Regions from separate parts of the Homo sapiens genome. Here region 1 is linked to region 2. Evidence: chromatin loops called from intact Hi-C (ENCODE). Cell type or tissue: PC-3. All regions are shown on one strand. Each heading gives the region's core, and the rest is flanking DNA. Links, peaks and the distances in the headings are about the cores only. Region 1 has its middle 31 kb from the start of SOX9. Region 2 holds the start of LOC124900392 (a long non-coding RNA gene).

Region 1 (16,513 bases), core at 3,438-11,437, 79 kb after region 2:
GGCATCAGACTGGCTTCTGGATCTTTCTATTTTTTTCTAACTTATTTAAATGTAGCCCTTCCTAGTCTTTCTTCCACTTCCTGATGATGTCCACTGGGCCAACATTCCAAGGGCAGCAAAAAACTTTAGCCAGGGAGACCCAGTTGTTGTTGTTTTTCAACTTCCTTTGATCCTATTTTGTGGTTGACTTGGCGAAAGTCCACATCTGTCACCAATGGGCTTTAAAGCCCATATCGGATTTGACTTCAACACACCCAGTTCTAAGGCATCCATTTCCTTTCAATATTGGATGAATAAATGGGGTTTCTCTTATTCCACATTCATCTTTCTTGCTTTCTGTCTCTCTCTCTCCTCCCCCTCAATAATCCTTCAGACTCAGGAAGGACCTTAGCATGTTTCTGTTGCTGTGCAGCATATGTTGTGTTCTAATCCTTCCTGTGTTTGCTGTAGGTATGGCGGCTCTCCAAGACAAATTACTGATGTTGTTGAGGAGGTCAGCAGGGCATCTTTCTGATGGGGGATGGGGAGGAAGATGTCTCTGGCGATACACTCTTGGGGCCGCCTCCGCCTCTTGGCCTGACTGGTGCTTGTTTGACGCTGAAGTGCTAGACCTTGGGACCCCAAGCTGTGAGCTGGCAGAAAGGGAAGGAAGAGATGAGTTTTACCTACTGGTCTTGTCATTTGATGAAGGAGAAGCTTGTATGAGGCAGGCCTCGGGCAACAGATGTTGGTGGAGGATCTGCCAAGACTGGGTTGAGGCCGAGGGAGTGATGCATATGTTACTTGACAAGGGAGGATTAGGGAAACCATGAGGAAGCATGCCTGGGCCCTTCACACCGTGACACCTCGGGGAAGTGAATTATGAGGACAGAGCAGCACAGTCCACGCACACACAGGGGATGATGGGTTCAGGGCAGGCAGCTTGAATGATGCCTTTGCTTTTTTCTCCCCCACCAACGGCCCCCCCACTCCCCTGCTGGGACGATTGGCAGGCGTAGTGTGATGTTTTGTGTGAGTTGTGAAATCTAAAGCAGAACTCATTTGATGGAAGAGCTGCCTTCAGGGTTGTCTTCCGTTGTTCCGCTCTGTTAGTCTTCCCCGCCCATCTCCACATTGATAAGGGGTTCTAATGCCACGCCCAGTCCTTTTTCCTGGATTTTGCAAATAAAGTCGTATGGAAGGTAGCCAGAGGGTCCAACCATCCGTCTTTGTTGATGGCACAAGGGGGCATCTAGGGAAATGAAAACAATTCAATGGGCTCAGGCCCTCAAAAAAACCATGCAACAGGGACATTGGACATTTAAGACTGGGTTACATGAGAACCAGGTAACAAGTGGGAAGGAAATGGGTTAGATCCCACGGTTTCTTCTTTTTCCCTTTGTGTTGTGGTTTCTTGGGTCTCTGCATTCTCCTGGTGGAGCTAGAGGCAGCAGAAGATGCAAGCACTTGTCTGCCTCCCCCTATCTGTGAAATTGTGTGTGTAGGGTAGAGGGTGGTGGGGAGTGGTGAGTAAAAGAAAGAAAGAGATGATGGAGGCTGGGTGTGGTGGCTCATGCCTGTAATCCCAGCACTTTGGGAGGCTGAGGCAGGCAGATCACAAGGTCAAGAGATGGAGAACATCCTGGCCAACAGGGTGAAACCCGTCTCTACTAAAAACACAAAAGTTAGCTGGGCGTGGTGGCACACGCCTGTAGTCTCAGCTACTCAGGAGGCTGAGGTGGGAGAATGGCGTGAACCCTGGAGGCGGAGCTTGCAGTGAGCTGAGACCACGCCACTGCACTCCAGCCTAGGCGACAGAACAAGACTCCGTCTCAAAAAAAAAAAAAAAAAAAAAAAAAAGAGAGAGAGAGATGATGGAAGACTGGCCTAGGAAAGACACATTTTGGTAATGAAAAAAGGCTTTTGGAAATGATCCCAGGATCTCAGTTTCTTTTTTTGTGCTATCGCACGTCTGGAGGAGGCGTAAGAACAACCCTACTGAAGTCCATGGCTGAATTCAGTGACCTCTACTAGAAAAAGAGGTCAAGGTTTATTTCCATTAAACGAAGCAAGCCTCTCAACCAAGTCTTGGTTCCCTTCTGTAATTCCAACCTGTTTGGAATTGCTAGGGCTGTCATTGCAAAGTGTCACAGGCTGGATGGCTTAGATCATTTTCTCATTGTTCTGGAGGCTGAAAGTCTGAGATCAAGGGGTCTGCCATGATTTGTTTCTTTGGAGACCTCTCTCCATGATTTGTAGATGGCTGTCTTTTTTTTTTTTTTTTTTTTTTTTGAGACGGAGTTTCCCTCTTGTTGCCCCGGCTGGAGTGCAATGGTGCAATCTCGGCTCACCACAACCTCTACCTTCTGGGTTCAAGCGATTCTCCTGCCTCAGCCTGTCGAGTAGCTGGGGTTATAGGCATGTGCCACCACGCCTGGCTAATTTTGTATTTTTAGTTTCTCCATGTTGGTCAGGCTGATCTCGAACTCCCGACCTCAGGTGATCCCCCTGCTTTGGCCTCCCGAAGTGCTAGGATTACAGGCATGAGCCACTGTGCCCAGCCATGTAGATGGGTGTCTTTGCCTTGTGTTGTCCTCACACAGTCGTTCCTCTGTGTGTGTCTGCATCCTAATCTTTTCTTACTGTAAAGATAACAGTTATATTGGATTAGGGCCTACCCATAAGACTTCATTTTACTTTAATTACCTCTTTAAAGGCACTGTCTCCAAATACAATCACATTCTGAGATACCAGGGGTGAGGACTTCAGCATATGAAGTCACAGGGAAGGAGGGAATTTAGCCATGACAGAGGAGTCCACACTTAATTCTTTTTTTTTTTTTGAAACGGAGTTTCACTCTTTCGCCCAGGCTAGAGTACAATGGCTAGATCTTGGCTCACTGCAACCTCTGCCTTCCAGTTTCAAGCGATTCTCCTGCCTCAGCCTCCCGAGTAGCTGGGATTGCAGGCGACTGCCACCACGCCTGGCTGATTTTTGTATTTTTAGTAGAGGTGAGGTTTCACCATGCTGGCCAGGCTGGTCTCGAACTCCTCACCTCGTGACCCACCCGCCTCACCCTCCCAAAGTGCTGGGATTACAAGCATGAACCACCGCGCCCGGCACAAGCCTAATTCTTTATCCGCCATTCAGAGTTTAGCAGGGATCTGAGAGCTGGCTGAGAACAAGCCCCACGGGTAAGGAAAGCCAGGCTCAGGGGAGTTCAATAACTTGCCCAAGGACACAAAGGAAAAATCTGGAATTTCAACACAGGTCAGTGGGACTGCAGTGTTCACTCTGTTTCCATCACACAGAGAAAGAGAAAAGATGGAGGGAGTGTGAGGGTGGGATGTGAATCTGGAAGGAGCCATTTGGGCTAAAGGAGAAGCAGCGAGGCTGAGGATGCATGTGGATGGGACCTCAATTCCTGACTCATCCCTGACTGACAGTGACCGACACCATGCTGTCATTCCTGATGGCAGTCACTCTCACAGCCTGTGACTCTCCAGCCCCACGCCCCTCACCCATTTCTAGTTTGAAAACATGCCCAGCACTGCAAGGTAATAAACAAATCAAGTCTCTATAACATGCCTGTGCTTCTAATCCTTCCAAAGGATTTCAAACTTTCAAGGGTGCCGTATACAAGCAGCACTGAGTAATTATAAAAGTTCACAAAGTCTCTCTTCCATCACACACAGACACATATACATGAAAGTTTTTGTGATGGTTATTTTTTATAGTTTCAAATTTTGTAGTTTCTGGAAATTTCACATCTCTAGTGATTCTAAGTAGAAATGAATTGAGCTCTGGGGTTTATTTTAGCACATGGTTTATTTTAGTACCGAGTACTGAAGTATAAAGGGGGTCGACTTTGGTCTGGGCCATACCATGGGCCTAGGCAAATAACAGGGATCATCACCGCTATAGCATCTGCTATGCAATTGACACAAAAGTTAAGCATTTTGCTTATATTAAGCCATATAATCTTTCCCTTTGGGACACACTCTCTTTATTATCTTCATCATTTCCATGTTACAGATGAAGAAGCTATGGCCAGAGAGTCTGAGTAACTCCCCATGGTGCAGAGTTCCTGAGAGGAAGGGCTGGGGTTAGATCTGGGCAGTCTGTGTCCAAAATCCCCTATAGTTGAGAACCACTGGTCTGCACCCTTTGCCCTGATAGAGTACTGAGTACGGAGTCTGAGCAGTATGCCCTCCTGTGATTGAGACCTCTCTATTACATTCTCCTCTGAAGGTTTCTTCCCCCGAGACAGCAGGTCCGTCTTGAATTCTGCTAATCATACAACCAGGAAGCCTTAAGAATGGGGTTACAAGGCTTTGATCCCAATCCTGAGTTTTCAATGCTAGTACTGTTATTATTAATTAATAATAGTTATCACATGTGGGCGCAGTGGCTCACGCCTGTAATCCCAGCACTTTGGGAGACCGAGGCGGGTGGATCACGAGGTCAGGAGTTCGAGATTAGCCTGGCTAATATGGTGAAACCCCACCTCTACTAAAAATACAAAAATAATTAGCCGGGTGTGATGGCACGCACCTGTAGTCCCAGCTACTCGGGAGGCTGAGGCAGAAGAATCGCTTGAACCTGGGAGGTAGAAGTTGCAGTGAGCTGAGATCATGCCACTGCACTCCAGCTTGGGTGACAGCAAGACTCCATCTCAAAAAAAAAAAAAAAAAGTGATAATAGTTACCATTTATTTAGCATCTCCTTTGTTCTAGAACTTCTGTTAGGCATTTAAGATAAATTGACTTCTGTCTTCTCAATAACCCTGGGCATGATTATTATCTATTTTTTATATATATATATATGTGTGTGTGTGTGTGTGTGTGTATATATATGTGTGTGTGTATATATATACACACACACATATATATACACACACACACACACACACACATATACTTTTTTTTTTTGACAAGGTCTTGCTCTGCTGCCCAGGCCAGAGTGCAGTGACTCAATCATGGCTTACTGCAGCTTCAACCTTCTGGGCTCAAGCAATCCTCCCATCTCAGTCTCCTGAGTAGCTGGGACTACAGGTACATGTCACCACACCTGGCTAATTTTTTTATTTTTTGTAGAGACTATGTCTCCCTGTGTTGCTCAGGCTGGTCTTGGACTCCTGGGTTCAAGGGATCCCCTGCCTTGGCCTCCCAAAGTGCTGGGATTACAGGTGTGAGCCACCACACCCAGCCTATTATCTGTTATTATCTTCTGTTTACAGATAAGCAAAGGCATACATTATTGAATAATTTGCAATAGGGAAAAATTGGAAACAAACACGTGCAAATTGCAAATTTCTTACTCTTATATGAGTTTTTGTGCCCTTATATGAGTTTATTTTAGTCTAGATTCTGAGAACTTGAAGAATGCATATTTGAAATGACAAATATTGCCATGTTGCCCTACAAAGGACCATAGTTATTGACTCACCCACTGTTAGTGTATGGGGGCACCTGTCTTTCCACACTCTCTGCCATGCTGGGTAATGCCAATTTTTTTAAAGTTTTTGCGAGATATTTGGAACAGTGTTACCTAACTAATACAGTAAGCACTATGCATGTATGGCTATATAAGTTGATTAGAATGAAATAAAATAAAAAAATTCAGCTCCCCAGCCATACCAGTCAAATTCCAAATGTTTGATAACTGCACATTGCCCTAGAGGCGATCATATTAACAATGATCATACAGAGCATTTCTGCCATCACAGAAAGTTCTGCCAGACAGTGCTGCTCTTGCACAAAAAAATGAAATCTCATTGGTGTTTCATGCCTGTTCCCGATACTAGTAAGATTGATCAGCTTTTCATAGAATGATTATAGGAAACTCTTAGGCACACCTGCTATGTAACAAGCATTAATCTAAGTGCATGATGCAGGTAATCCACTTAATATATTGATTGACCTGTTGTTTGAATGCAGACAAGAAGGCTCAAGAAGTGAAAGGGAGTTTGAAGGTGCCCCGGAGAGAGGACTAACTGAGCCCGCAGGTCCCTGGGGAGGATTTGGAGCAATTGGTCTTTGATAGCAGAAGGGACTTGTTTTCCCCTGAAGCATCAGGGAAGGAGGAGGAGAAGATGACTAAAGTGGGGCTGCATCTGTAGGTTTAGTGGGGATGGCTTCCATCTTCTCTGTGAAATATAAGGCATGATCATCACCCGGAAGGGAAGGAACAGGGGACATTTCCAATGGGAGGGTCAAGGAAAGCAGAGGTAAACCATAACCACTCACTCATGACAGCAATGTAGTTATAGATCTGATTTTCTTTCAGCAACTATGCTGGCATTAAACTTACAGCAAGGTGTGCCCTCTGAGACTGAGTTTTCTCAGTGTGGAATGCTTAGCTTCTGAGAAGCTTAGATGAAAGCTCCTACGTAATGGCTGGGGGTGCTGCCCAACATTCAGTAGAGCCCCAGGAAGTTTCTGTTGAATGAATGAATGAAGTAGCTGTGTTTTTCTCCCCCCTTTTCCACTTTCTGCTCCCACCTCCAAGCAAATTAGTGTATGCGTCCTTTCAAATTTGGTCAAATACCTAAAACAATGTGAGCAAATCCTGGTAGAGTGAGCTTCAGCAAGTGCATGTCCTCTAACCAAAATTAAGAAACGTGCCACCAACATGGCACATGTATACATATGTAACAAACCTGCACATTGTGCACATGTACCCTAAAACTTAAAGTATAATAATAATAAAAAAAAAAAAAAAGAAAAGAAACGTGCCACCTAGCTCCCCAGGCAAGTAACCCTGTCCAGCCCAGCCCAAGGTCCCTGAGGGGGTCTGTCCTTTCTTTAGCTCTTAGCTAGTCCACAGCCATCCAGGCCGTTTCCTCTTTGTCTTGGCTTGGAGTTGAATGGACGTAGCCCTCCCTTCGGTTGGAGGTGTAAGCTGCAGTAATGTTGCCTTCCTGAGGTCTCTTCAGCCTCTGACCCCTGACAAGCAGGTAGAATGAACTTCTTTAGAGAATTATATGCACCTTGGAATCTTCATAATGAGTTCCCGACTAACCAATCAGAAAAGAAAATGCAGCTTGGGAAGTGAGGGTGAAGGGAATGGGAATGTCTCCTCAAGGATTTTCTCCCTGGGCCTAAAGTATTTACATTCAGATTTGCATATAATTTGCATATAATTTGTCTGGCTACAAAGCCTTTCTGTTGTTCAGATAATGTGTAAGCTGCAGTTTATTTCTACTGTGTCCTTCTCTGCCCCTGTCTTTCCTTACCTCATCTACTCAAATGTGTGGTAGAAATGTCAGGACTGTCAGGGACCAGTTTGGTGTTTGGGACAAGGGTAGGCTCTGGGTCACATTCTTTCTGTGTTAGCAATGCTGCATGATATTATGCATTTTATTGTTGCAAAACATTTTGGACAGCAAAAGAAACCAGAACGGGGCTGCCTGGAGTAGGGTTGGAAGCAATAAGTAGAGGAGTGAACTTGGCTCAATTAGAAAGGGGAGTAAGTCAGATAAACCAAAAAAAAAGGTGAAGTCTGGGAAAATTAATTAATAACCCTTGCTAACATTTTATTTAAAATGCTTACAGCATACCAGACATCGTTTTCAGCACTTTCAATGTATTATGTGTTTAATCATCATAACAGCCTTGGGAGGTGTGTAACAATTGTTACCTCCTTTTTATAGATGAGTAAACTGAAGCACACAGTGTAAGTAACTTGTCTAAGATTGTGCAGCTAGAAAATAGACAATCAGGATTTGAACTCGATCTTCAGAACCTGGAACTGTGCTTTAAACTAGTCTAGTGTGCTGTGTACAGAACAAGAAGGCATAGTTACAGAAGTGAGAGCGAGTGCCAGCTCTTAACTTTAGGCTGCAGGGATCAGATGCTCAGGCCAGTAAAGGGTTAGGGACAAAGTATCTGGATATCCATGGGGTGGAGAGGTGAAAAGAGGGTTTAGAGGCTGCGCCTACAGCACGAATGAGCTGTAGCTCTGCCGTCACCTCCTTCTGGCTTGGTCTGAAGCCACCCTTGTTTGCTCTTTCTCTTGGCTCTTGGGTTAGAGTTGACAGAGGACTCGCTTCAGGGTAAAAACTGGCCTCAGCCGGTGGCAGTGGCCTGGTGGCTGAACTTAAGCCTGCTGATGTGGATAAGCAGGAATACTTGGTCAGTGGCCAGGACTAAGAGGTCGGCAGGACAAACAATGGCAAGGATGAGTCACTGCTTTATAGTCAAACACAGAGGATCTGTCTTATCAGGGCCCGAGTGACCCACAGGAGAATGCTGCTTGCCGGAGAGAAGAGATGCTGCTTGGAATCTTTCCACAATGGGAAAAGGGAACAGAGGAGTCGCTGCTCCGTGGAAGCCTGGAAATTACTTGGTTTCTCTGTTTAGTCAAACTCTTCGTTTTCAGCATTGATCTGAAATGTAACTTTTCCCCTGGTTTTGATTCATTTTTAAAAAACATTGTATTTTGTTTATGGCGATGATGTTGACTGTTCCGGGATGAAAAGGAGCCAACAGCAGCTGGGAAGTGAAGGGGGATGTAGCTGAGAACAAACCTTGCAGGAGTGAAGGGGAGAAAAATAATTATGAAAGATGGCGTAGAGGCCGGTTAGTATTGGCTGAGACAGTGTGAGAAACTTCCTTGTGCTGGGGCAGTGTTGTCGAGGAGAGAGTGTTGTCATCTGAATTAATTTGCATGACAATAGGCTGAACCCTTATTATGCATAGGGATGCTAATGGGCACCAGCCACAGTGCATTTCCATGGGAAAAGCCTCTTCCTTTGAGGAGACAACCTCTTCCTCCTCCCCTTCCCCACCTCCCCTCCCCCTTCCTCCTCTCCCGACCTCTCCTCCTCCCCTCCTCTCTGTTCTCCCCTCCTCCCCTCCTCCTTTTCCATTTTTCTTCCCTCTTTTCCCTCTTCTCCCCCTCCTCCTTCTCACAGTGGAAGCCCCAGCCCCTCTCCTAGTGGAATATACCCTTGGGGTGGCCACTCTTAATGGGAAGGAGAAGGTTCTATGAGGTGGAAGGAATGAATGCTTTCCAAAACCTCTCCAGACCTCTTACGAAATGACCAAGGAGGAGGTGTGAGTGCGTGTAGTATAATCGAAAACAAATGGATCCCAAATATTGCCAACCTAGTTGTCATTGGAGATGTTGGGGGAGAAGCCACCGTGTGGGAGCAGGTGGGGCAGAAGATACCGAGGTTTAGGGTGAGAGTAGGGCCCAGGAAAAAGGGCAGAGACAGCCTTTATTCAAGGACTTTGAAAATGTGTTCGGTGCAAGCCGTTCTCTTGTAGTGTTTCCATTGCACGCCCTTGAAGAAAGACTTAAAACTTGGCACAGTGGGGCTGCTCTATCTCACTTCCAACACCACCACACTTGGGGAGGCCGGAGAATTCAAGGGCAGAGTCTGGATCCAGATTATCTGGGTTCAAATCCCATCTCTGCTGTTTACCAACTATCTGATACTGACTTTTTGACTTAACTTTTTGTTGCCCTAGTTTCTCCACAGGTAAAATTGAGATATTAGTGCCTTTTCCCCATCAGGCTGTTGTTTGGTTGAGACAAGGCATGCGAAGTGCCTAGAACATACCTGGCATGTTGTAGATACTCAAGGAATGTTAGCTATTACCATCTTCCTTTCTTCTCTAGATAGTTCTCCTTCCACTCCGTTGTCTCTTGTTCCTTTAGAAGATCTCTTCAAGTGTTAGGTGACTGATGGCTCTGACTAATCCCCCAAAGCCCTACATGCCTCTATCCCTGTTCCCCCTGCCCCCACCCCCCACCCCCCCATACAACCACCCTGCTGGTGGCAAAAGAAGTGAAGACCAGGCTTCGTGGGACTGGACCGCTCATGATCACATTGTGTCCTTGGGAAGGGTCTGTCCCTGCTTTGTCACACGGGAAGATAAAAGGTCAGCTGATGAACCTGATTGTACTGTGGGTGCTGGGAGTTCTCAGCAGCTTATCTATAAAATGCCTCATGGTATAAAGTGTTCTCTTTTGTCCAGAACAAGATTTGATTGTCAGAGATGAAATAACTGCCTCTTAAGTGATTTTGACTTGCTTAGCTTTGCCTCACGGTGTCACTGAGGAGGAGAGATAAAGACATCTCATTAATGGGGCTGCTGACCTACCCAGAGGCTTGAAGGGTGAGACTTGGGCACTTCAGCAGCAGTTCTCACACTTTTTTTTTAAAGCTCATGTTTGAGAAATATAAATATTTCTATATTATCATTTAATATCTCAAAATAGATATTTTCACTAAATGTAATTAAAACAGGTGATAATTCTAAATTTTCTTTTTATAAGGCCTTGATTTGAGGGTGTGATGAGGACCAATCAACAGTCTGGTATTAACTCATAAAGCTCTAGCGTGATACCTGTGTCAGAGGCGTTTGAATCAGAGCAACTCCATCTTGAATGGGAGCTGGGTAAAATAAGGCTGAAATCTACTGGGCTGCTTCTGAGGCAGTTAGCCATTCTAAGTCACACGATGAGATAGGAGGTCAGCACAAGACACAGGTCATAAAGATCTTGCTGTTAAAACAGGTTGCAGTAAAGAAGCTGGCAAAACCCACCAAAATCAAGACGGTGAGGAGAGTGACCTCTGGTCATCCTCACTGCTACACGCCCGCCACCACCATGACAGTTTACAAATGCCATGGCAACGTCAGGAAGTTACCCTGTATGGTCTAAAAAGGAGAGGCATGGATAATCCACCTCTCATTTAGCATATCATCAAGAAATAACCATAAAAATGGGCAGCTGGGTGCAGTGGCTCACGCTTGTAATCCCAGCACTTTGGGAGGCTGAGGCGGGTAGATCACGAGGTCAGGAGTTTGAGACCAGCCTGGCCAACATGGTGAAACCCCGTCTCTACTAAAAATACAAAAATCAACTGGGCATGGTGGTGCACACCTGTAATCCCAGCTACTCAGGAGGCTGAGGGAGGAGAATCGCTTGAACCCGGGAGGTGGAGGTTGCAGTGAGCCGAGATCGCACCACTGCACTCCAGCCTGGGCGATAGAGCTAGACTTCATCTCAAAAAAAAAAAAAAAAAAAAAAAAAAAAAAAAAAAAAAAAGCCAACCATCGGCCTTCAGGGCTGCTCTGTCTATGGAATAGCTATTCTTTTATTCTTTTACTTTCATAATAAACTTGCTTTCACTTTACTCTGTGGACTCACCCTGAATTCTTTCTTGTGCAAGATCCAAGAACCCTCTCTTGGTGTCTGGATTGGGACCCCTTTTCGATAACACCTGGTTGGTACCCATGACAGGGTGGAGGGATTTGAGGCAGATATCAAGCTTCTTTACCCTTGTGCTTAGGATGGCTGCCATATCTTACAAACCTTTTTTGACTGTTCAATGCTATTAATAGAAGGGTGTTAATGTGAGGGAACATCTTCAGGGGAAGATCATTTGAGTTCTACTTTACCATGGTCCTACTTAGCACTTTAATTTAAAAAAAATTAGATGAAGTCATAAAAGAAATGCTTCTGAAATGTGTTGATGATCAACAGTTATACAGGATAACCAATATTGATAGTATTACCAATAAGAATTAAAAATGATCTGAAGAGTCTGGTAGCCAGGCATCAAAACAAGCCAAATGAAATTCAATGGGGTCAAAAGTGAAGTCCTGAGATTTTTAGTTTCAAAAATCCATTGCACAAAGATCATGATGACGAAGAACAACAAACGTGGAAACAGTTTTGATGGGAATAAAGCAGGATGTTTGGGTTAATGACAAGTTCAGTAAGAACTGAAGGTATTGAGAAAGCAGCGAGGAATACTGACTCCAATCTTCTGGTTAATTAACAAAGACATGTGGCATCTCCACTTTAAAAAGAGACTCTTTCCCACACCTTCATTTGCAACCTTGTTGTTTGGAATTTGGAATGTATTTTTTTTCCCCTAGAAACACTGTTTTAAATGAACCAGGCTTTGATAAAGCTTCAGCTAAAATCTAGCAGAACAACGGTACAGTAAAAATAATCACTTTGATTCCAATTTGCAGACAGAAGGACAACCCAGGTCTCATTACCTCCAGGCTGTATAGGTGGTTTGCTCTTAGTTTCCCCAGACCCTGCTCCTCAGCAATCAGACTCCTTTTCATGCAGCATGTCCCTCTCGTTCCTACACAGCTGGCTGTGGGCAGCAGGAAAGGGGGTTACCAGAGCTGCCACCGCGAAGAAAGATCAAGAGTGTGAAGCAGGAGATAGCAAAATTCAAACATCGCGCAGGCTCCATTTTGGGAAAAGCCTTTCTTAATTGATTTATTCAATGCCTAGAATAGTAACCCCAGGTAAAACGTTATTATGTGGAGCTATATATTAGGTTGGTGTAGAAGTAATGGGAAAAACCGCAATTACTTTCCCTCACAGAAGGCTCAAGGCCTAGACTGCATTCTGCGGGCATTTCAGGACTTGACAATTTTTTTCTGTATTTTTCAGAGAACTTTGTTAGATCTCACTGCTCATATTGTCATTTCCAGACAAAGGGAGAGAAACTGTAGCAACCTCATGGGGGTTTCCAGTTTTTAGATGGTTAAAAATTTCTTTTTAATCAGGAAATTTCAGTGTGGCTTATTTTATTTTCTCCTCTTTCTTCTCCTCCTTGTCCTCCTTCTTCTTCTTCTCCTCCTTCTTCCTTCTTCCTTCCTTCTTCCTTTTCCTTCCTTCCTTCCCTCCTCCTCCTCCTCCTTCTTCTTCTTCTTCTTCTTCTTCTTCTTCTGCTTCTGCTTCTGCTTCTTCTCCTCCTCCTCCTCCTCCTCCTCCTTCTTCTTCTTCTTCTTCTTCTTCTTCTTCTTCTTCTTCCCCTCCTCCTCTTCCTCCTTCTTCTTCTTCTCCTCCTCCTCCTTTTCCTTCTTCTTCTTCTTCTTCTCCTTCTCCTCCTCCTCCTCCTCCTCCTCCTCCTCCTCCTCCTTCTTCTTCTTCTTCTTCTTCTTCTTCTTCTTCTTCTTCTTCTTCTTCTTCTCCTTCTCCTTCTCCTTCTCCTTCTCCTTCTCCTTCTTCTTCTTCTTCTTCTTCTTCTCCTTCTCCTTCTCCTTCTCCTTCTCCTTCTCCTTCTCCTTCTCCTTCTTCTTCTTCTTCTTCTTCTTCTTCTTCTTCTTCTTCTTCCCCTCCTCCTCTTCCTCCTCCTTCTTCTTCTCCTCCTCCTTTTCCTTCTTCTTCTCCTCCTCCTCCTCCTTTTCCTTCTTCTTCTTCTTCTTATTTTTTACTTTCTATTTCTCCACACATCTCAGTTTTGAATATGGTTAAAATAATGATGTGTCACTAATGAGGTCATCTCATAATAAGAACCCTTGGCTTGGGTACAGGGAAGTTGAAGTATTTCCATCAACTCTCCCAATCTTGCCAGGATGAACCAGATGAAAGCTAGCTGGGCAAGAGTCCTGACCCGTCTTGGAGCATCGTGTTTTCCTTCTGAATCTTTGGAAGTAGTAGGAATCTTAGCAATTAGGAAATAAAGCATTCTACCAAAGTTTCATATTGCCCCAATGACATTTACAAAGTGACAAAAAAAAAGCGGGGGGTTGGGGCTACTCTTTATTCTGGTTGCACATGCAAATAAAATAAAATACTGATCATTATCACAGAAGGCTCAGTCTCATGAGAGAGGCAGGTATGAGAAAAGATGATTGCAATGTAATGTGGTAAACGGTAGGAGGAGAGAATAAGAAAGTGGTCTGAGAGTGCAGTGGAGAGGCTGACACAGCCCAGGAGGAGGGAAGGCTTACTCTCAGCTAAGGCTTAGAGGATGAGTAAGCAGGAGTACCCAGGAGAAGAGATCAGAGGATCAGCACAGAGGATCACTCATGTGCAGCCACAGCTAGGGGAGATACAGCAAGGAGCATCAAGGGGTACAGCGTTGCTTTCTCCTTAAAGAGCAAAGAAAGGAGAGGCAAGAGATAAAGCTCTTCAGAGTAGAGAAAGACCATATAACCAAGAACTTTCCAGGCTGGATTAAAAAGATTGGACTTTATTCTATAAGCAAGGGGGAGGCTTTGAAATATTTTAACCTGGGAGATTGGTACAATCAGGATTGTTTTAGATTGATCACTCACTGGACAAAATGGAGTATGAAGTAGACAAGTGTAACCCTTGAGTTGGTGAAACCCATAAGAAGGATGATGCAATAATCTAGGAGAAAGGATTTCTAACTAGGACGGTGGTTGCAGGGAAGAGGGGTACGGGTTAAAGGAATGTTTGGTACGTAAAATCAGGAGGCCTTGGGGATTGATTGTAAAGGCATGGGAGTAGGGAGAGTTGAGGATGCTTTGAGAATTTTTAACTGGATGGTGTTGAGACCCCTCACTCTAACAGAAAATAAAGACTTGGGGGACAAGATGACTTCAGTCTTGGACAAGTTGAAAAACTGTATGCAGATGAAGCTATCTAGCCAGTGTGTCTATTTGTTTGACTACACCTCCGTGTCCTCATTAACATATTAGTGGTTATGGAGTGCCTATCACATACTGTGTTTAAGGCATTGTTGTATTCATTCTAGCTTTATCAGGGTGAATTGAACATGACTTTTGCCTTCAAAGAATGTACAATCTAATAATAGGAGAGAAGATATAACCACAAAAAGTACTACTCCAAGAAAAAGTTCTTATTGCCATAAAATGGAATTCAGGGGTAATAACAGAAGGCTTTATAAAAGAAGGAGGTAACACTTGAGATGAGATTTGAAATCCAAGTAGAATTTGAATATATAGAGATTTACAGTTAAAAAGAAAGGCATCTCAGATGGAAGGAGGAATATTAGCAAAAGCAGACCCAAGAGATTTGGGGATGAAAAAGGAAAGGCAGAAGGGGGAAGAAGAAGAGGAAGTAGGAGGAGGAGAAAGAAGGAGGAATAATAAGTTATTTGATGTGAATGGAGCATAGAATGGTTGAAGAGCAGGAGAATAGTAAGATACCAAATCAGCAAGGTAAGTTGAGCCAGGATTATGGAAGGCTTTCTTGTTTGTCTTTTATCTGTATTAGTCCCCCACCATCTTGGCTCGTGAAGTCTGCGCAATAATCAGTCTCGCCCCACACTTTCATTGGAAAGACACATGCATTTACTCTGGGCATCACCCATCACGATGCTTGGCTATGGTGCTTCTCTTCTGAGTTGGTGGCCACGGCCCCAATGCCAAGGATGAGAGACCTGCTCCGTGCAGCAGTGTTTCCTTCTACTTTGCTACAGAAATAATCTGTAGACTCTATGATTCATGCCAGTGCCCTCAGCCACTGACAAGCATGTTCACTTGGCCATTTTGCTATTTGCCCCTGGTAAGTATCTACTTGCACATCAATTTCCAGGGACAGAGCAGACTACTAAAAATCAACAGGCTGGTATCTTGTAGGACTTACTTGCATAGCTGCTCCAAAAAAGTGATCAGGGTGAAAAAAAAAAAAGTAACTGGTGCTACTGTGTTGACTTATAACCTGTATGAGCATCTGACATGTGCAGAGCCCTCCTTTCTGGTAGCTGACTCTATCTCCCCTTTCAGAGTTCCTCCTGTCTCCACGGCTTCTGAGAGATTCTAGCTCTGAGAGTCAAGGAACCTTTCTAAGCTTTCGTTAATGTAAAGGGGTTTGGACATGAACTTGAATGGCTATTGAACTGATTTTCCAGCTGACAGGAGATGGTTAATTGTATGCTGTCTATAGGAGTCTTACAAATCTGTCTGGCCATGTTAAAAGCAGTTTGAAATTTATGGCTTGAGACCACTGGGGGTGAAAATGAACTCAGGGCCCAGCAAGGGTAATAATCCCTTAGGTGGAAAATAAAGTCCAGTGGGCAGATCCCAGAGCCCTATAAAGAGAGATGATCAAAAGTAAACATGGTGCAAGTTCAGCAGCTCTGGTGGTATTATGTTCTCTCTTTCTGGGATATCATCTGTCTTTTCAGAAGCATATACTGTCAGTTGAGAGTGTGACTAAGAATTGGGGGTTATAAAATAGTCTGCTTACATGCTATAGGGATGGGAACTCTGCATCCTTTCCAGGAATCACCTCCTCCCTGATATAGTTTTTGATTCGAATAATCAAAAGGCAAGAGAGGCAATTATTATGACAAATAAGTGGATAGATTTCTTTTTCTCCCTTGAATCCTGAGTCAAAATGCAATAGTGACACTCATAGAAGGAAGAGACCCGATCTCTCTCTCAGGGAGAATACGGGGAACTTTTCCAGAGTTCTTCTGTTGAGGGATACATTCTAGTGTCATTTTTGGGAGGAGGCAGTATCTGCCGTGGTATGAGCTGCAGCCCCGCTGCCCGGAAGCTTAGGGTCATAGGTGAGGATCTGATCTGTGTCGTTTGCTGCCAGCTCCTTGCTTTCTGGTCCTAGTTTGGTTTTCAGGCCTACTCTGACTCTCAGTGTCTCATTAGTTCCTCTGACTGCTGCTTCCTCTTCTGTATACCTAGAAAGTAGAGCTAAAGGGCCCTATCTCACAAGGTCATAGTGCGGATCAAAGGAGACAGGTGCACAGCACAAGGAGCTAAACAAATAGAAGTCCAATAAATGGTGTTGCCTTACTTCTCGTTTGCATTTGCAGGGC
Region 2 (16,513 bases), core at 3,398-11,397:
GTATGTGTGCCGGGTGCCTAGTGTAGAGAACTGGCTTGTGACCCATCCAGCATTCTAATGGGATGATGCAGTCAGTGATTGTATTAGTCTGTTTTCACACTGCTGATAAAGACATACCTGAGACTAGGCAATTTACAAAGGAAAGAGATTTACTGGACTTACAGTTCCATGTGGCTGGGGAGGCCTCACAATCGTGAAAGGCACATCTCACATGGTGGCAGACAAGAGAATCAATGCCAAGCCAAAGGAGTTTCCCTTTATAAAACCATCAGATCTCCTGAGACTTATTCACTACCACGAGAACAGTATGGGGGAAACCACCCCCATGATTCAGTTATCTCCTACGGGGTCCCTCCCACAACACGTGGGAATTCCAGATGAGATATGGGTGGGAATACAGCCAAACCATATCAGTGATTATTTTACCGCTCTCCCTCCCTGTTCTTATTTCTTCCTTGAACAGTTTTTATCCAGTTTCTAGATTAGGAAACTGAGTTTTGAAGTGACCAGTCCAGAATTGTGGAACGACATGCCTCCTGGTGCTGGAATCTGCACTTGGAGCTCCTCCACTCTGTGGATCAACAATCCTCACGTCAAAAGCACGACCTTCCTTCAGCAAGGAGGACATGATCACATTCCACATTGAAGTGGAGACTTATTGCATCTGGGGACGGAATTCGCTCTGCTGAGCCCAGCAGCAGGGCCCTCTCAGTAGGCAGTCCATCCATGTTAATAAATGTCTCACCTACCAGACAGCTTCAATAAGGTGAACTGTGCAGGAGGGGTCATGCTTGTCAGTTTAGTTTTACTGAGACATGGAGGGCCTGTCTGATGAGGCTCTGGGATTCAGCTGTTGTCCTGGAGGGAAGACAGACTGGCAGTTTCTTCCCCAAGACCTGGCCTCCTCCCTTCCCAGACACACTCTTATTTCATTTCCATTTTCGAAGTCCAGGGACTGCTGGGTTCACATCGCCCTGCGTGTGTATGTGTTGTATGTGCATGTATCGCACTCGTGTGTACAATTATGTATAATGTATGCGAGCTTTGTTCTATGTTAAAAAAAAAAAGTGCTTCCATAGCAGCTGTCTCAAATGCTGTCCCAATAGGTAAGCTGTGCAGGCATTATTTTCCCCGCTTTGCAGGTGGGTATAACTGAGTCTTAGAAGGTACCTGGTTCCCTCGAGGTTACCCTGTAAAGGAGGACTGCTTATCCTCAGCCACTAGGATTCCTGGTGGCTAATCCTCTGAGAGGCTGTGTCCTCCCGTTAGACGTCATATCTCTTTGCATCAACTGCAAAGAAATTCACAGGACTCAGGAGTTTCCTAGGGATTCTCAGAGTGTCAGAATTTCACCAAAGGAGGTAAATGGCAAAACAGCCCAAGCTTGGGCATCCCCCTGTTCCACAGGAAGGAAATGGAAGGCAAAGCAGAACAGTCCAAGGTCAAATTTGACAACATGAGGGAATCCAGGAAGCATTTGGGTCAGGCCCTTCACTTAACAAACGAACAATGTGAGCCTATATGGGGGAGTGGGTGCCCAGAGTCAGAAGCCAGGGCAAGATGGAGACGTGGGTCTGACACCTGTGTTCCTGCTCCTGAACCAGAGGTTCTGACGGTCTGAAGGAGCTGCAGACGCAGCTGTGTGTCTGTGCTGGTGATGAATCCCCTTCTGCTTCCTATTCCCTCTCCCCAGGAGCAGCTTCCCCCTTAAACTCAGCTGAGCCAGCAGGGTGAGCTCCTCCAGAGAGCCGGCTGTGTCAGTCTCCCCTTCCCACACCTGTGCCCCCTCTCCATCTCCGCCCCGGATTCTCAGAGGCTGCACCTGCCGCATTAGGTCTCTCTTCTTCTCCGGGGCCCCTCCTTCTCTCTTTTGATTCTGTCAGGACATGAGTAATGGGCCCTCTCCTTCAAAGAGGAAACAAGATTGATGACAGAAAAAAAGGCCAGTGAAGATCTCCTGCTCCAGCAGAAAACATGCTTGTTCCGTGTGGATTTATGAAGTGGTCACATCTCCCCTTCCAGATAAAGCTTGGCAGAGACTCGGCCACCCAGGGTCACATTTCCTCTGCAGCCAAGCGCAGAGGGAAGATTCTCCAATGTGGGTGTGCAAATAGGACCACCAGTGGGGAGCAGAGGCCGCTTTTCCAGACCAAGAGGAGTCTAGACTATCACTCACACATTCCCTGGTCATCTGGGGCCGCCAGAATTCTGAGAGTGCTTCAGTGGTCTGAAGGTGAGGGCTGTCTTCTTTTACGTTTTTTCGATTACAGGTAAAATCCTGCTCCAAGAAAATAGGATATTTCTTTTTTTTCATGTTGCTCTCCCTCTCTTCCTCCCTCCCTGCCTGCCTCCCTCCCTCCCTCCCTGCCTGCCTCCCTCCCTCCCTCCCTCCCTCCCTGCCTGCCTCCCTCCCTCCCTCCCTCCCTGCCTGCCTCCCTCCCTCCCTCCCTGCCTGCCTCCCTCCCTCCCTCCCTCCCTGCCTGCCTCCCTCCCTCCCTGCCTGCCTCCCTCCCTCCCTCCCTCCCTGCCTGCCTCCCTCCCTCCCTGCCTGCCTCCCTCCCTGCCCCCCCCCCCCCGCCTCCCTCCCTCCCGTCCTGCCTCCGTCCCGTCCTGCCTCCCTCCCTCCCTTCCTTCCTTCCTTCCCCAGGCTTCAGTGCAGTGACATGCCTGGCTAACTTTAAAAAAATGTTTTTGTCTGTGTGTGTGGAGATGGAGTCTCCCAATGTTGCCCCAACTGGTCTCAAACTCCTGGGCTCAAGCAATCCTCCCACCCTGGCCTCCCAAAAGTGCTCAGATTACAGACATCAGCCACCCTATCTGGCCAAAATGGGATATTTCTGCCCAATGAGGACATGTGTTCTCCTTCTGGATTTTTTCCCCGTATGATTACCTCTACCTGAAGATACTGTTGACAGATAAGATATAGGATGCTCAGGTGCATTCAAATTTCGAATAAACGACCATTTTTTTCTTTAGTAAAAGTATATTCCAAATACTATGTAGGACATGCTCATACTAAAATAACAAAAAGTATTCCTTTTTGCTAAATTGTGCAGCCTGACCTGAAGAATCATTTTGCTTGTATGTGTTTGTTCTTTGTTCTAATGATGAGTTTAAAAGCACTCTGGAGGAATAAATTCCTGAAACTCTGGAAGCTGAGGGCCTCCTTTTGTATTTCCTTTCTTGCTACTTGCCTTGGGCCCTGCTTGCCCTTGGCCATGCTTGACTCTTGGCCACTGAATTGGAGAGGCAAAAGGCAGGAGATTTGTAGAACAGTGGTTCTCAACTGGGGACAGTTTTGCCCTCGGGGACATGTGGCAATGTCTAGAGACATTTTTGCATGCACACACACAAATTACCTAGCCTCAAATATAAATAATGCTGCAGGTGGGAATCCCTGGAGTAAAGGAAGAAAATGCATATTTAAAATAAAGGGCCTGAGGCTCAACTACAAACCCACCACCTGAAAGTTCTCCCAAGTCCGCCGGGCAAGGTAGCTTATGCCTGTAATCCCAGCAGTTTGGGAGGCCAAGGCAGGTGGATCACCTGAGGTCGGGAGTTCGAGACCAGCCTGACCAACGTAGTGAAGCCCCATCTCTATTAAAAATACAAAATTAGGCGGGTGTGGTGGTGCATGTCCGTAGTCCCAGCTACTCGGGAGGCTGAGGCAGGAGAATCACTTGAACCTAGGAGGCAGAGGTTGAGCTGAGATGGCGCCACTGCACTTCAGCCCCGGCAAGAGCAAAACTCTGTCTAACAAAAACAAAAAACAAAAAACAAAAAAAAACCCCAAGTCATCAGGAATTGGCACAGACAGCTTGGAAACTGCAGTCTAGCCCCCTCCTCCACCCACAGCCCTGAGGCCCTGTAAGACCTTCCCTCCAATTTCCCCTTGAAGGCTGCCCCTGAGGTTAATTTTAACCATCTTTCATGCAGACAACAATGTTGGGGGATGGGCGGTCTCCGAGTGGTGCTTAGGCCCTCTTTTGCATCTTCCTGCCCTTCCCTGCCACCAGCCTTCCCTGGCAAGGCTCTGCGATGATCGTGGCAACAGCTTTCCAAGGCGCCCAGATGTGTCCTTTCTGCCCTGGTGGAGACTGAAGAAAACATGCCTCTTTGCTTGCTGTCCAATGGGAAATGTGAAAGCACTGAAGAGGCAACAACTATCAAGACCCACCTCTTCCCCCATGTCCTTTCTTCCACTGGCAGCCAGGGTCTCCAGAAAAGAGACTGGCAGAATCAGTATTCATTCCTGGGTTCCTACAGCAGGAGAAATAGACTGAAGGTTACCCCAACAAAGGAGAAATAAATGTTCATCTTCAGCAAACTACATCAGCTCTCCATACCCTAGAGTTCAGGGAGGTTTGCAAGCTCAGCTTTCCTGCATGCCCCTTCGTCCTTGTGTTTTCTCCTATGTACTCCTCAGCGGAGATGGCAGCGAGCTGAGCATCCCCCCCACTCAGTGGTCTGCTGAGGATGGAGGTATTGAAAACGACCCCATCAGCTTTTCCAAGAGCCCTCTGTGTGGTGTGGGAGAGCAAAATCCAGTCCTTTCTTTGGACTGAAGAACAAACCATCAAAACAAGACAGAGGCAAAAATAAGCAACAAAAAAGCGGGAGGCTTTTCCTTCTTAAGTAAAATCCTGGGACAAGTAACTTTGAACTTGTTTTTTGAACTAGAAGGGGTAAACAAAGTTCAAGTCTTACAGCTTAGATTTTGTTTCCCATAGTCTCTCACATTTTTATCTATGGCTGGAGAAGCAAAATAGTTTATTTTATGGGACCTGTGATTTTCCCTCCACCAAGTGACATGAGCCAGTGGCCGCCTGTTGGGTTGCAGTAGAGAAACTCCTCTTAGCAGCCCTGGCTCATCTCCTCCCTCCCCTGCTCTTTTTCTGTCTGCCCCTCACTTTGGCTCCCCAACTCCCCGCCCCACCCTTTCCAAAAGATTTATAGAGCCAAGTGGCTTGAGAACAAATGAGCAGACTTCAGGCTGATGTATTCTGCATACTAATGACAAGATACTGCTTCTGTACCTAGGGGCAAAGCCAGGTCAGGCCAGTTTAACCATAAACTTTATTTATGGGCTTATAACTTTGCAGCTGCGGTAGCTCTGCCCAATCTTCTGAGATCTGCCTCTCTCTATAGCTTCATACATATTTTTAAAACAAATTTGGTGGGGGTTGGGGAAGAGAGTGCTGGTAGCTCTCTCTTTATGATCTCCTGAGTAATTCTAGTAAGACGTTTAAGCCAAAGGGAAAAAAGGGGTCAGAGAAGGAAATAGTAATAGTAATGGTAGTAGTAGTAGAAGTCATCGAGTAGTAGTAATTCTTCCTCCCAGGGAAAAATAAAGCAATAATAATAATACTTCCCCCTAAGGCAGGCATTTATTCTATCTAGTACTTCTGAGTTTTCTACAAGTTAATCTTTAGAACCACCAATCTGGAATCTTGAATCACAAAATGAATTGCCTGCTTCAAAATGGCTCAAGACCCTTCCTTCCTGCCAAGGATCTTCTACATTTGAGCATCTTTAATTTATCAGTGAACTGGTCTCTCCAGTCCAGATAGTGTGAAGCTCAGAGCTCAGCACCTGCTTACCTTGCCTCCTTCAATCCTCACGGTGCCCCTCCTCCATTCTGGTTGTATGTTATAACCATGTTTGTGTAAGTCCGTGTAGCATGAGAAAGAGTCCATCCAGGATTGTAAGTTCAATGCCATGAAAATGGATTGATCTTGCTTGGCCTCTGTGTCATGGACTTAGCTCAAGGACAGAGGTGGTGTAGATAGCTTCAGTCATTCAATAAAGATGTATTGGTCACCTGCTATGGGCCAAGCACTGTGCTTGGTGTCAGGACACCAGAGTGAACAAGATAAAATAATCTCCTGTCTGGAATGAGTTTGAAGGATGTAGGCAAGTCCATTCCCACTGCTGAGAATGCATTTTAAAGCATGCATTGGAATGCTTGTGGCACCTGGCCCATCATTAGTAAACCATGCCAGATCTTTTCCAAGGTGAACAGCATTGGATGGGTGATTGGAGATCAGCCTTAGTATCATGGGGACTTGGGTCATAATCTCTGCCCATGCATGGAATAGTTAATCCATTTAACCTTTCTGCCCTTCAGCCTGCCCTTCAGAAAGGATCTAAGACATTAGTGGGTGAAGAGAGGGAAGAGTTTGTGAACACCTGTGACCTTCAACAAAAGCTTGAAAAAACAAGGTCACCATTATTGATTACCACTTTTCTCTGGTTCACATGTGGGCTGTGCCACTACTGGGGTCAGAAGTTGAATGAGGACATTCTTTGAAACTTGCTCAGAGCAAGTTTCCCCTCTGGGGAAGGAGTCTAGCCAAGTGGTCATGAGATGCCAGAGTCTTCTTCTCTGACTCTTAGGAACCTACTCTTTCTATTCTACATGGTTAGAGAGAAAGGATTAGGGCACAAGAACTTTGGGGACATGACAATAGCAAAGGAACTGTAGGCTGGTGGACAGGCCTTGTCTTGCCAGCTTGTGTGACCTTGGACAAATCACCTTACCTCTCTGAGCCTCGATATACAAATCTTTGAAATGGGTATAATAATAATTCCTGTCCTAGGTACCTTGCATGGTTGATATATTGTGAGGTCTATATAAATCTACCACAAAAATGCTACAAATAATTAGTTAAGTGCTCCAAAAATGTTAGTTTTTTTAAATGGCTACTTGAACAGTGGAAATCAGACACTGATGAGGATTTGTTATATAAATGAAAGGCATGAATAATTGAAGGGTTTGAAGGCTCCACAGCTTTTTAATCACACTCAACCAATGCCGGTGTATATAAATCTGTATAGAAATGATCATTTGTCTCACTGCAGTTTTTAATGGATTCATTGACTTTCCTTGTAGGGCAGGGGTATGTGAGTTCCCAGGAGAGCATAAGGTTCCTGTGGGCAGGAAGTAGGTCTGTCCCTTTGCTGATGTCCCTGTAACACCTGCTGCAGAGGGCTGTGTCCTCAACTGAAGTCACTCCCCTGGCTGACCAACTGATTGACTGACAGACTAGGGTTAGGGATAGACATTCACAGACATGGAAAGATGTTTTCTAGTATTGTAACGTCTATGATACTCCTTTGACATCCCTGGAGATGGGCATCTATACATGCTGACTGAATGAAAGCCAGGAGCTATACAGCATCTTGTGCTATTTGCTGGTGCTTGATGCAGCTGGAAGGTGTGATGTAGAGCAAGATTCTTCTTCCCCAGGACAGTTAGCATTGGTGTTGCTACTTCAAAACAAGGAGATCTTAAGGAAGTCATTTTGCTATCTGATTTGGTAGTTTGCAGAACTACAAAACAGGAACGCTAAAGGCTACCTTGGAGCTGTTGTGTGGATTGGTGTATTCTATAAAGACACTCGCACAGTGCCTGGAACATGATGGTGGTTAATATTATTTCCATATCGCTTTAGTACTGGTGCAGACACGACTCAAGACTACATTTGCTAAGTGTGAAAACGAGTGCGTGGTGTTATCTGACAGCTTTTTTTACGAGAAGGACCTTCCTTCCCATACATCTGCTGCTAGCCACATGGCCCATGCATCTGTGCCAGTTGTCCCTAGTTCTGTTTCCATAGCTCCTGAGGATGTTACTCCTGCACTTTAGCAGACCTCAGAGTAACTGTTTTTTCTTCTCTCTTACATAATTATTATTGTTATTCTTTTTTTGAGACGGAGTCTTGCCCTGTGGCCCAGGCTGAAGTACAGCAGCACAATCTCAGCTCACTGCAACCTCCTCTTCCTGGATTCAGGCGATTCTCGTGCCTCAGCCTCCCAAGTAGCTGGGATTACAGGTGTGAGCCATCGTGCCCAGCGCCATAATTTATTTCATATTTCATCTATCAAATATTTATTAAAAACCTCCTATGTTCCGGTTGCTATAATGGACATTGAGATACTTCTAGGCCAATAGTACTGAGCTTAGAACATAAACACAATGTAAAACAAACAAACAAACAAACAAACAAAAAGCCTACTTCTAAATTCAGCCAGAGAAATCTGGATAATAAGGAAGGTTACTATTGATTCCCCACCCACTTCCTCAAAAGAAGAGTTTCTAACCCATTGCTGAGGCTCCAGATGTTCTTATTCCTCTTTTAGAGGATGTTTTCTTTTCCAAAGTCCATGAGGAGAAGGAGATCGTAGAAAACAGGATCACAGAAAAGATGCTCTGCGATTTGAACTCTCAATTGGGGGTCATCAGGCTTTTTCTGTAAAGGCCCAGATAGATAGTAAGTGTTTTAGGCTTTGTGAATAACATGGTTTCTGTCGCAACTAGTCGAGTCTGACGTTACAGCATGAAGGCAACCACAGATAATATGTAAAAAAAAAGCATGACTGTGAACCAATAAAACTTTATTTACAAAACCAGGAAAACTACAAAATTCTGATTAAAAATACAAAAATGTAATAAGTGGAGAGATATTCTATGTTCATGGACTGGAAGACTTGATATTGTTTAGATATCATTTCTTCCTAACTTGTTCTGTACACTCACCACAATCCCAGTCAAAATCCCAGGCAGCTATTTTATAGAGAATGACAAACTGATTCTAAGGCTTATATGAAAGGGCCAAGGTAACATAATACTGAAGAAGAATAACAACAACATTGCAAGATTCACACTACCAGATATCTCACACTAAGGCTATACTAATCAAGACAGAGTGATATTGGTGAAAGAATAGACAAATAGATCAATGGAACAGAATAGAAAGCCCAGAAAGAGACCAACACAAACACAGTCAGTGGATCACTGACAAAGGAGCAAAGGCAATTCAACGGCGAAAGGATAATCTTTTCAACATATGATACTGGAGCAATTCGATATCCATATGGAAAAAAAAACTAGACACAAATCTTACACTTTACACAAAAATGAACTAAAAATGGACATGAGCCTAAACATAAAATGAAAAACTATAATATTTCTTGAAGAAAAAGTAACAGAAAATCTACATAACCTTGGGTCTGTGACAAGTTCTTATAACACCAATAGCACAATTGATGAAAGAAAAAATTGATGTCAGACTTTATTAAAATGGAAAACTTCTGCTATGCAAAATAGAATCACATAAAAGTGAAAAGACAAGCCACAGACTGGGAGAAAATGTTCACAAAACATATATCCAAAAAAGACATGTATCCAAAATACACAATCTACAAACAACTCAATTTAAAAATGGGTAAAAATTATGAACAGACTCTCACCAAAGAAGATACATAGATGGCAAACAGCATATGAAAAGATAATAAATATCATTTGTCATTAGGGAATTGCAAATTAAAACAATGAAATACCTGTTAAAATGACTAAAATTCAAAAACTAACAATACCAGCTTTTGTCAAGGATACAGAGCAACAGGGACTCTCATTCATTGCTGGTGGGAATGCAAAATGGTACAACCACTTTGGAATACAATTTGACCGTTTCTTATAAAACTAGTCTTGCCCTACAATCAAGCAATCACACTCCTAGATATTTGCCCAACTGGTTTGAAACACATGTCCACTCAAAATTCTGCATGTGAACTGAACATGGTGGCTCACGCCTGTAATTCCAGCAATTTGGGAGGCTGAGGTGGGTGGATCACTTGAGGTCAGGAGTTCAAGACCAACCTGGCCAACATGATGAAACCCTGTCTCTACTAAAAATACAAAAAAATTTAGCTGGGCATGGTGGCACATGCCTGTAATCCCAGATACTCAGGAGGCTGAGGCATGAGAATCACATGAACCCAGGAAGCTGACATTTCAGTGAGCCAGGATCGTGCCACTGCACTCCATCCAGCCTTGGTGACAGAGTGAAAATCTGTCTCAAAAACAAACTGCATCTGAATAGCAGTTTTATTCATAATTGTCAAAAGCAGGAAGTAACCAAGACATCCTTCAATAGGTACATGACTAAATAAACTGTGGTACATTTATACAATAGAATATTATTCAGCAATAAAAGAAATGAGGCATGAAGCCATTGAAAGACATGGATCGATCTTAAATGTATACTGCTAAGTGAAAGAAGTAAGTCTGAGAAACTACATGGGGTAAGATTCCAATTATATAACACACTGGAAAAGGCAAAATATAGGTCTCATTGCTCTGTCAGTTAAGAGAACCTAGAGTTGGTAAAGAGATTGTTGGTTGCCAGGGGTTCAGAGAAGAGAGAAGGATGAATAGGTGAAACACAGGGACTTCTTTAGGGCAGTGAAATGATTCTGCATAATATTGTAATGGTGAGTATAAGATATTAGGCATTCATTAGAACCCATAGAACTTTACAGCAGAAAAGTGCACCTTAATGTCTACAATGTTTTAAAAATATTATTTAAGAGTTTGAGGGATCCCAGGGTGGAATGCAGATGTGACAGAAGGATGTAGAAGTCTTACAAATGTATGAAAGAACATCAATGAATGAGGTCAGGGAATAAGGTACTGACCTAAGTAACTTTGAAAGTGAGTGAAGTCTGTAAGACTGAAAGAAAAAGGAGCTGTAGGCCTGGCACGGTGGCTCATGCCTGTAATCCCAGCATTTTGGGAGGCCAAGGCGGGCAGATCACTTGAGGTCAGGAGTTTGAGACCAGCCTGGCCAACATGGGGAAACCCTGTCTGTAACAAAAATACAAAAATTAGCCAGGCGTGGTGGCGCACACCTGTAATCCCAGCTAGTCGGGAGGCTGAGGCAGGAGAATCGCTTGAACCTGGGAGGCAGAAGTTGCAGTGAGTCAAGATCACACCACTGCACTCCAGCCTGGGTGACAGAGCGAGACTCCATCAAAAATAATAATAATTATTATTATAATAATACTAGAAAAAAAGGAGCTGTATACAAGCACTGTATTGGCATTTCTACCCACCCCCACACACACTTTTTTGTGGGGAAGATAAGGGTTAGCAATTCTGAAACCATTATGCATAAAGGCCAGAATTGGACAGTTCAGTGAATGGATCAAAGATTGTGGGAGCCAGGTTTTTCATTGCTAGAATGGGAGCTCACAGATAAGCAAGGGGAGGAGATGGGAATGATCTGTGTGCTAATGGATTCGAGTTGGAGACATAAGTACAAATCCATATTTAGCTTAATGTAGAAACAGATAATTACATGTAGAAATATTCATTGATCTGCATATATATACAGGTTAGCACACGTATATATGTCTCCTTGCTCTGTCAGTTGGAAGAATCTAGAAGCACTAACACTCCAGTAACAATGAGAACACCTAGTGCCTGGTCTTAGTTCCTAAAACCATTTGTCTATAGAAAGAACCAGGGCTCATATAGCTGACTCTACTGGAGCAGGAAATGCGCAAAACGAGCCAGGAGCCTCTCGTAGTGGCAGAAAGTAAGAAAATGCTCAAAAACCAACACCAAAACAAAATGAAATTTAAAAAAGCAAAACGATAAAACCCCCACATGCTGGGTGCGGTGGCTCATGCCTGTAATCCCAGCACTTTGGGAGGCCGAGGCGGGAGGATCACAAGTTCAGGAGATCGAGACCATTCTGGCTAACATGGTGAAACTCCATCTCTACTTAAAATACAAAAAAAATCAGCCAGACATGGTGGTGGGCACCTGTAGTCCCAGCTACTCAGGAGGCTGAGGCAGGAGAATGGCGTGAACCTGGGAGGCAGAGCTTGCAGTGAGCCAAGATCATGCCACTGCACTCAAGCCTGGGCGACAGAGCGAGACTCCATCTCAAAAAAAAAAAAAATAATTAAAATAAATAAAGTAATATTCCATATAACCCCCAAAATATAAAGTAAATACCCATGATTCATAATGATAAAGATAAATGACTGGGTAAACAAATGGAAGAGACCAGACACATCTGTGCAGAAGGATTCCAAATAATGTATGTAGCTACTCCACCCCTGAGAAGGTGGAGCGTAATTCCCCCCTCCTTAAGTGTGGGCTACACATAGTGACTTTCTTCCAAAAACTAGAGTATGGAAAGGGAGAAACAAAGTGCGAGAAACCCAGCAAACCCTACCTGAGCCAGGTTAATATCGATATCAATAAATCTCATTGATAGCATGGATGTTTTTTTTTTTAATGTCAACAAAGGACTTTCACATAGACATGTAGACAAGCACTTTTTTTTTTTTTTTTTTTTTTTTTGAGACAGACTCTTGCTCTGTCACCAGACTGGAGTGCAGTGGCACGATCTCAGCTCACTGCAACTTCTGCCTCCCAGGTTCAAGCAATTCTTGTGCCTCAGCCCTCCAAGTAGCTGGGATTACAGGTGCGCAACACCACACTCGGCTAATTTTTGTATTTTTAGTAGAGACGGGGTTTTGCCATGTTGGCCAGGCTGGTTTCGAATTCCTGACCTCAGGTGATTCACCTGCCCCGGCTTCCCAAAGTGATGGGATTACAGGCGTGAGCCACCACACCTGGCCAACAGCATGGACTCTTGATGTGATGAGAGTGGCACTTTCCATACTTACCTGGCAGGGGAGATACCATGATCACGAGAGTGGCACATTCCATCTGTGGTCTTCCTCCCCAAAGCTCATTATCCCAGTCTAATCAAGAAAAAAAAAAAAACCAAAAAACCAAAAACAAATCTCAATTGAGGAATCCTCAACAAAACGCCCCACTAGTATCCCTCAAAACTGTCAAAGTCATCAAAAACAAAGAAAGTCACTCTGAGAAGTTATCACAACCAAGAGGAGGCTAAGGACTTACTATGACTAAATGTAGTGTGGTGTCCAGGGTGAGGTCCTGGAATGCAAAAAGGATATTAGGGCATAATTGAGGAGATTTGAATAAAGTATGGTCTTTAGTTAACAATAATTGATCAATATTTGTTCCTTCATCGTGACAAATGTGCCACCATAATGCAAGATGTTAATAAAGAAAAAAAGGGTGTGGGGTATACAGAAAAATTCTGTATTCTAAATAATTTTGAAAACCTGAAATTGCTCTAAAATTAAAATTGTAATTAAAAAAAAATACAGGCAATAGGCTGAATTTGGCTCCTGGCTACAGTTTGCTGACTTTACCCGAGATCAATGTTTTCAAACCTGGCTGCTCATTTTACAAGCTTTATTTTATTTTATTTTATTTTATTTTATTTTATTTTATTTTAGACGGAGTCTCGCTCTGTTGCCAGGCTGCAGTGCAGTGGCATGATCTTGGCTCACTGCAAACTTGGACTTCCTGGTTCAAGTGATACTCCTGCCTCAGCCTCCCGAGTAGCTGGGATTACAGGCATGCACCACCACACCCAGCTAATTTTTGGATTTTTAGTAGAGACGGGGTTTCACCACGTTGGCCAGGATAGTCTCGATCTCCTGACCTCGTGATCCGCCCGCCTCGACCTCCCAAAGTGCTGGGATTACAGGCGTGAGCCATCGCGCCTGGCCACAAGCTTTATTTTTAAAATAGGTAATTTACATGTTTGAGAATAAAGACATCATGAAAGTTTTTTTCTGTTTTTTTTGTTTGTTTTTTGTTTTTGTTTTTTTTTTTTAGATAGGATCTTGCTCTGTCACCCAGGCTGGAATGCAGAAGCATGATCACAACTCACTGAAGCTTCCGTTGATCCGGGTTCAGTTGATCCTCCTACCTTAACCTCCCGAGTAGCTGGGACTACAGATGCATGCCACTATGACTGGCTGATTTATTTTTTTTTTTGGTCTTTCTGTAGAGGCAGGTTTTTGCCATGTTGCCCAGGTGGGTCTCAAACTCCTGAGCTCAAGCGATCTACCTGCCTCAGCCTCGCTAAGAGCTGGGATCATAGGCATGAGCCACTGCACCCGGCCCTATGAAAAGTCTTAATCTTACCCATTTGGAAAGTATTCCGTCACTCCTTGTTCCCTGTTGTCACTACTTGTATTATTTTTATTTTCTCCCTTTTTCTACATAAACCATAGTACCCTATAAACACTGTTCTACCTCTTGCTTTTTTTTTTTTCTTTTTCTTTTTTTGGTATGTATTCAGGAGATTTTTCAATATTAGCGCAGAGAAATCTTTCTCATTCTTTTTAACTGATGCATAGTATTCTAAGTTAAGAGTTTACTTAGCCAGGCTCCTATGAGGGTTGCCTCCAGTCTTTGCTATTACAAATTATTCTGTAGTGGACAATCTTACATGTCTGGAGTTAAAAGCTTGAGGAGGTCTGACTTTGATGTCTGCACTCCACTTCAAGTGAATTAAATCAGAAATTCTTAGGGTGGGTCCTAGGCAGCCTTATTTTATTTATTTATTTACTTTTAGATGAAGTCTCACTCCGTTGCCCAGGCTGGAGTGTAGTGGTGCGATCTCAGCTCACTGCAACTTCCATTTCCCGGGTTCAAACAATTCTCCTGCCTCAGTCTCCCAAGTAGCTGGAATTTCAGGTGCCCACCACCACACTCGGCTACTTTTTGTATTTTTAGTAGAGACGGGATTTCACCATGTTGGCCAGGCTAATCTCAAACTCCTGACCTCAGGTGATCCACCCGCCTAGGCCTCCCAAAGTGTTGGGATTACAGGCATGAGCCACCATGCCCAGTCGGCATCCTTATTTTTAAATAAGTCCTCCAATGAATCCTAACATGAATCCCAGACTGAGCAGCACTGCTACAGAACAAACACGTTCTGGAAGGTTAGCGGAAAATGGTTCTCAAGGCAGGCAACACATCAGATCACTGCAGCGCTAGATAAAAATCTATACAAATATCCATGTACAAGGCTCACCTCAGAAAAAACTGGATCATAATCAATGGGAGGAGTACCCAGTGTATTATTTTTTAAAGCTTCCTATGTGTTTCTAATGCACAATTAGGGTTAAGAACCATCAATCTAGGGCAGAAGTGCACCTTGTTAGAGGGAGAGCTGGAGAACTGCCTTTTCTTCCCCTGGATCTTCCAGTCCACTCTCTGTCTCTCTATCCCCTCCCTACACCTGCCTTGGAAAGTCGCTAGGAAGTAGACCCAGGACAGGATGAACGGCAAGTCAGGGTGAGTGCCCACAATGCAAGAATGGGGTGGTGGGCTTTTGTCAGCCCACGGGCAGCATGAACATGAAGGGAATGCTCGCCATCAGAGGGTGCGCATCACTGCCCATCCGTGAGCTCCGGATTAATATTTTGCCAGCCCTTGATGGACTTTTGTTTCCTTCCGGCAACCTCTCTTTGCCGTCGTCAGAGCTGTGGTGAGCTCTGAGGATATGGGTGTACAAACCGAAACTTTTCTTTCCTCATCTTTACTTAATTTCAGTGAGTTGGCTTGAAATCTAAGCCATGACATACTTTGGGCACTGCTTCCTCATTGTGTCATGGGAAAAGACAAGGGGAAATGAAGTTTTAAAGAAAGGAATATCCCTTAGTAATTGACATGTGTTGAGTGCTTACTCATGGTACTCTTGCCCCAGATGTATGACATTTTATTTTACAATGGGAAACTGAGGCACAGAGAGGTTAAGAAATTTATCCAAGGTAACACAGTTGGGTAGTGTCAAAGGAAGTGGATCTCAAAACCAGGTTTACCCAGCTCCAAAGCCTAAGCTCTGTGCTATCCTGCCTTCTTCCTATAGAGATGGAAAATTTTCTCCTGATCTCTGTATATCCTCAAGGACTGTCATCTTCAATGGAATCCAAAATGTTGGTGGCCTCCACCTTGAGGAAGCATAAAAGGGATCTATCTATCTATATATATATATATATATATTCTGCTCGTATTCCAAGGTTAACTTTCTGCAGGAGGCAAAAACAATTGCTTTGCATCTCCAGTGAAGCCATAGGGCTTTGTCATAGTCTTGTACTCAAGGGTTCTTCAAAAAGTTCCTCCTGGAACTCCACAAATACCACCTGCTCTAACAACCATTACAGTAACCATTAGGGTTTCCAGGCATATAGAAGTCTTACCCTCATTGCCTCATTTAACCTACATTCCACCTTATTAGATAAGCAAACTGGGGCCCCAAGAACTTAAGTAACCTGCCCAAGGTCACAGCACTAGGAAATATCACTGCCAGTTTCAAATTCAAGTCTCATTTGACACCAGAGCTTGTGCTCAAGCACTGCCCTGCCCATTCCAGTGTATTTTCTAGGGAAGCTTTCTTTTTCACCCCCTGGTGAGTCTTTCCACTTTCCTCTTGCTATCCCTAAAGACATTCAAAACTTTTAAGTCTCTTTCTCTTTCTTCCCCTACCCAAGCGAGGGAGAATTAGGCCACAGTGGATGGATTGATATGTGGAGTTAACCCATGTCTTCCCCAACCATGGCCAGACAAATTCCAGACATTAGAATCAGGGGCAAGGAGCTGGAGTGAGAACCCAAGGGTTAATATTGCTATAGTGGGAAAGTTATCTGCTTTGTTGTAAAACACAGCTTCCCAGCACTACAGAAGGGGCTATTAGCATGCAAATGTACTTTGCCTCATGCTTTTTAATGTTTTACTTCTGTTAATTGCTGAAACCGGTTGTAATTTCTGGGCACTGCTGGCTTCAGGGAAGCAGTTTCCTCTAAAGGGAGTTATCATTGCACC

The links. A loop is a pair of places that touch in the nucleus more often than their neighbours do. Peaks named below come from ENCODE experiments on the same cell type or tissue, not always from the same donor. Only the 100,000 strongest peaks of a DNase experiment are listed, where the experiment ranks them.
Region 1: it touches region 2 in a loop (2.6-fold over the local background); 2 of 110 quality-filtered maps call a loop at or near these places.

Annotation. Positions count from the first base shown.
Region 1 is chr17:72,143,341-72,159,853 of GRCh38, reverse strand. No RefSeq gene overlaps it. Among named protein-coding and RNA genes, the nearest start is that of SOX9, 31 kb to the right of the region's middle. In PC-3, for the core only: no CTCF peak of the experiment used is centred there; DNase peaks (open chromatin) are centred at 7,323 and 8,023; H3K4me3 peaks cover 1,732 bases; H3K27ac peaks cover 1,925 bases.
Region 2 is chr17:72,222,671-72,239,183 of GRCh38, reverse strand. It overlaps LOC124900392 (a long non-coding RNA gene), which reads left to right and starts at 1,864. Exons shown (of 2, transcript XR_007065892.1): 1 at 1,864-2,233. In PC-3, for the core only: no CTCF peak of the experiment used is centred there; no DNase peak of the experiment used is centred there.